Regions from separate parts of the Homo sapiens genome. Here region 2 is linked to region 1. The links are chromatin loops, found by intact Hi-C in ENCODE. Cell type or tissue: Caco-2. All regions are shown on one strand.

Region 1 (2,500 bases):
GAGATTCACGAGGAGAAAGCCTGGAAGACCAGAGCCCTGGAAGTGGGGCAGCCAGCCCAGCGGGACATTCGTAGGGGCGAGGTGTGATCTCAGCCTTCATTCAGCTGGCCTGGGAGTCCTCCAAGGGTCAGAGTCACACCTTACTAGTCTGACCCCTCAAGGTTCCTTAGGACTCCAGGTGTTTTAAGAAGATTCTCTGAACCCCCACCCTTCCCACTTCACCCCTCAGCCCTCCCTGTGGTTAAGAACCCAAGTGTGAACAACCCCAAGTTTGGTGGTTAGTGAGGCCTTCAAGCACAAACCCTAATCCTGCCCTTTTAAAAAAAATATTTTGGACTTAAGGGAGGCTGTCCTCAATTGTTTCAAACCTATTTCAGAGTACCTCCACTCCTTCAAACCTATTTTCAAAACTCAGGAAAACGTCGCCTTTCCAGACGAACTCTAGTGACAGCTCCATTCACCCCTTGGCATTTGACTGCTAAAGATCAGCTGACCCCTGCAGCCAGAAGGAGGAGAGAAAATTGCTAAATGGGGACCTCATTTCCAGAGGTGATCACCTTAAAAAAGTCTGGGGCCTTGTTTGCCAGCTTTGAAATCTCAAAGGGTAATCTTAGCTTCATGTCCCCAGTGTGAATAAAACAAACAATAAAAACCACCTATGAAATCTAAATTCAAACTTTCTTGCGACCTATGCATCATTTTTTTGCATTCACATTCCCAGTCAAAACACAGACACACACACACACACACCCAACAGATATATAACTGCATGTAAAATATATATAGATAAAACAATGTCCTCTGAAGAATATAAATGTTAACACAAGTAAAATTATCATGAATTCCATAACTCCTTCTGTGGCCTTGGTCCACGTTAGGTTTTCCATTAAGAGATACTATTGTCATCAGTGAGTAGCTTCTCCTGTTGTATTCTTCTGTGTAGCACGGGGCTGGAGCTGTGGATATTTATGAACCCCAGGCACCCACTTCCTGTTTTCGTGGCTGTCCCCGGTCCCTGCCTCTGTGCCGTTTTCTCTGCCTTTGGCCACCAGATGGCGCTCTGGAAACGAGTTTTCTGCATCAAAGCTCCCCTGCATTACTCTCAACTAGGCTCCCTCCCTCTTCTCTGTTCCCTTCCAAGCCATTTTCCAGGGTGCAGCCAAAAGGCCTTTCTGGAGGGCACATCTGTGTGATCTTGGGCAAGTTACCTAACGCTGTGTGCTCAGCATCTTCAATGTGATGGTATGGCTGTGAGTGCGTCATGAGAGGATGTAGGTAAAGCACTTAGGACAAGGCCTGGCATGTGGTCGCTGTTCTCATTATCCTGCGTAGAGCTTTTCAAAAGCACTCCACGACCTTCAGGACAAGGTCTAAATTCTTAGCCATGGGAACCCAGGCCACTGCATCATCTGAGGACCCCTGCTTATGTCCCCTGCCCAACCTTCCTCCCTACACTACTGCACTGACCCTCTTGCAGCACAGCCAGGAGCCAGCCTGCCCACTTCGGGGCCTTTGCCCATTTTGCCCCTGCCACCAGCTTTGCCTGTCTCCTGCCTATTCAACTTCCTCGGGCTCACTCCTCCAGGTCCGTCAGGATTCAGCGTGTGCCCTCCATGAGGAGCCTCCCGGACCCCCAGGCCTGATTCCAGAGCCATTCTACTGGCCTCTCGCCTTTCATTTTCCCTGCCCCCACCTGCGACTGTCAGCCCCTTGCCTTGTTCACTGTCAGGCACACAGGGGGACGATTGCGGGGCGGATAGTGAGACTGTCACGTGGGCTGCCAGCAGGGGGCAATGGGCACCCTTGTGTCCCTGAGCTCCCAGGGGCTCCTAGTAGCTTAGGCAGCACCTTGCCCACACCAAGCTGAGGGAGACCTGAGAAATGGGATTCCTGCCAAAGAGGCAAAGAAAAAAGTGAAGGGACAAATGCAAGGCCATCTTTGCCATTTGCGTATGAGGCATAAAACTTGGAAGATAATAAACAGCAAAATCATAGTCCTTATGTGCTGAGTGCTTTCTCTGAGCCAGGCCCTGTGCTGAGTCCTTACCCCACCTTGTGAGATCGATGACAGCCCTCAGAGAAGGAAACAGAGGCTAGGAGAGGTTAAGTCCCTTGTGCAGTGTCTCAGAGCTTGTGAGTGGCCTGTCTGTCTCCAGGGCCATGCTGTAGGAGGTGGCCCTGGATTCAGGCCCCTTGCTATGGTTTAATGGGTTTCAGTGAAATAGTTGGGAAACCTCAGGAGTGGGATATGGAGTTAAGGGAAAGAAAAGCCAGAGAGAAAGGGAAGGAGTGCAGGTGACTGTCCCTTAGCCACCCCAGTCCTGATGACCACAGGCCTCCATGCCAATAAGCCCTGACTAGTGCCACTTGGGTCCAAACATGGCATCTCTGGCCCCAAGGGCTTAGTAGCAAACACCCATCTAGGGAAGCTGGCGTTCATTCTCATCACCTCAAATGCTTCATGAGCCTCAGGGATCAACCTTGAAGTGGGTATAAGGCT
Region 2 (2,500 bases), 300 kb after region 1:
GCCTATGGCTGCGGTCCCCCTCCCATACAGCCCCGGCCCCTGGTCTCTGGCTGTCAGGGTTTGGCCTCCTTCGTGGTGACCACCTCTTCCTGTGCTCAGCGCCGGGCCCAGGCCCCCCAGCCCCTGAGGACATGGTGCATCTGCGGCGGCTACAGGAGATCAGTAAGCGGGGAGGTTTGGGGGGACAGGGATGAAGGGTGGCCATGCGGGTGCATGGAAGCAGACCTTTATTATTTGGGGGTTCTTATGGGAAACAGCAGAACATGGTGGCTTCAGGTACAAGCTCTGAAGGGAAACTGCCCAGCTTTAGACCCCACCTTCATCACTTCCTAGCTGTATATCCCTGGACAAGTTATTTAACCTCTCTGTGCCTTAGTTTCCTCATCTTTAAAATGGGCACAATAATAACACCTTCCTCAGAGGGTTGTAGTGAGGTTCAAATAGGGTAATGCATCTAAAACATGTATCGCAGAGCCTGACAAGCATTTTTTAAGTGCTCAATAAATGTTGTTATTATTATTATTATTATTATTTTTTTTTTTTTTTGGAGACAGAGTCACGCTCTGTCCCCCAGGCTGGAGTGCAAGGGCATGATCTCAACTCCTCAACTCACTGCAACCTCCGCCTCCCAGGTTCAAGCAATTCTCCTGCCTCAGCCTCCCAAGTAGCTGGGATTACAGGTGTCCGCCACCACGCCCAGCTAATTTTTGTATTTTTAGTAGAGAAGGGGTTTCACCATGTTGGCCAGGCTGGTCTTGAACTCCTGACCTCAGGTGATCCACCCACCTTGGCCTCCCACAGTGCTGGGATTACAGGAGTGAGCCACTGCGCCCGGTCTATAAATATTATTATTATTTGGAATCACTTGCTGGTTGGGTCCTGGGAGAGGGGACTGGGTGCCCTCACTGCTTTCCTTTCTCCTAAAAGAGGAACAATGTAAGATAATATTTTAGGACTTTGGAAACAAGAGACCTGGGTTTGTGCTCAGCCTTGCCATTTTATAGCAAGTAATCTGGGGCAAGTTACTTAAACTTTCTGAGATTAATGTGTCACCTATAAAATGGGAATAATAGTACATAACTCATAGGATTCAACTGAACGTTTTTTGTAATGCTCCTAGCCTGGCATCTATGCACGTTAAGCATTTAATAAATAATAGTCTCTATAATGAAGACGATAATCATGAAAATGTCCACTGATTCTCCTCCCAGGTGTGGTTTCTGCAGCTGACACCCCAGATAAGAAAGAGCATTTGGTCCTGGTGGAGACAGGAAGGTAAATTGCCCCTGCCCTTGACCTGGGGCTCCCCTTCCTGGAGCAGAGCCCATACTCTGCAACCTGGCCTGCTGGGCCATTGCCCACTTCCTCAAAGTTTCTTCCCTTGCTCCAGGATGATTTGGGTTGGGTGTTGCTGCCCTCTGCTGGTGGCTCTGGGAAGTCTGGTCCCCATGCATCTGGGCCTGTCGGAGCTGGCTCTGATTCAGGCCTCTGGGGTCTCAGGACCCTGTATCTGCAAGGAGAGGGCCGGCTGGACTTCACGGCATGGAACGCAGCCATTGGGGGCGCGGCTGGTGGGGGCGGCACAGGGCTGCAGGAGCAGCAGATGAGCCGGGGTGACATCCCCATCATCGTGGATGCCTGCATCAGTTTTGTTACCCAGCATGGTGAGTAGGCACTGGCTGGTACTGAGCCAATGGGGGTGGGGGGTGGGGGTGATGAGGGGGTGGAGAACGTGAGCACAGCCAGGGTGGAACGTGAGCACAGCCTGGAAGAGCTTTGCCTCCAGAAACTGCAGCTGGACCCCAGCTGGTCATTTGACTCTTGGCAGGCTGCTTTGCTTTTCTGAACCTCAGTTCCATCATCTGTAAAATGGGGCCAACGGTCCTCATTTTCCAGGATAATTGTGACAGTGAGACAATGCCTGTCAAGCCTTGAGCGCAGGGCCTGGCATGTAGTAAGTGTTCAGAAGTTTCGTCAGAGTGTGGAGTAGGGGAGGAGCACTGAAAATGTGACTGAGGACACAGAGCCATGGCAAACAGCGAGCAGCTGCGAGGTGAGAGCTGAGCTGTGCAGCACATTCCCAGAAGTTTTAAGCAGAATTATTCTGTGTGGGAGGTTTTCTGGGCTTAAATGGTCAGCTGTGCAAGTGGCCCCCATAATTCTTTGTGAGTTTTTTTGGTTGTTGTTGTTTGCTTTTTTTTTGAGATGGAGTCTTGCTCTGTTGCCCAAGCTGGAGTGCAGTGGCATGATCTCAGCTCACTGCAACCTCCGCTTCTCGGGTTCAAGCAATTCTCCTGCCTCAGCCTCCCAAGTAGCTGGGATTGCAGGCGTGCCCCACCACACCTGGATAATTTTTATATTTTTAGTACAGGTGAGTTTTACCATGTTGGCCAGGCTGGTCTCAAATTCCTGACCTCAGGTGATCCACCCACCTTGGCCTCCCAAAGTGCTGGGATTACAGGTGTGAGCCACCACACCTGGCCCTTTGTAAGTTTTTTAT

What was found. Hi-C counts contacts between places; a loop is a spot of excess contacts. Peaks named below come from ENCODE experiments on the same cell type or tissue, not always from the same donor. Only the 100,000 strongest peaks of a DNase experiment are listed, where the experiment ranks them.
Region 2: a loop joins it to region 1, with 10 times the contacts of the local background. A loop is called at or near these places in 24 of 110 quality-filtered maps.

Annotation. Positions count from the first base shown.
Region 1 is chr5:141,959,456-141,961,955 of GRCh38, reverse strand. It overlaps a transcript of RNF14 not described here. Among named protein-coding and RNA genes, the nearest start is that of PCDH12, 2.5 kb to the right of the region's middle. In Caco-2, CTCF peaks have their summits at 1,048 (motif pointing right) and 1,756 (motif pointing right); DNase peaks (open chromatin) are centred at 1,045 and 1,770.
Region 2 is chr5:141,664,086-141,666,585 of GRCh38, reverse strand. It overlaps ARAP3 (ArfGAP with RhoGAP domain, ankyrin repeat and PH domain 3), which reads left to right. Exons shown (of 33, transcript NM_022481.6): 17 at 1-162; 18 at 1,212-1,275; 19 at 1,501-1,664. Among named protein-coding and RNA genes, the nearest start is that of FCHSD1, 14 kb to the right of the region's middle. RefSeq lists a silencer at 1,345-1,414. In Caco-2, a CTCF peak has its summit at 1,416 (motif pointing left); a DNase peak (open chromatin) is centred at 1,405.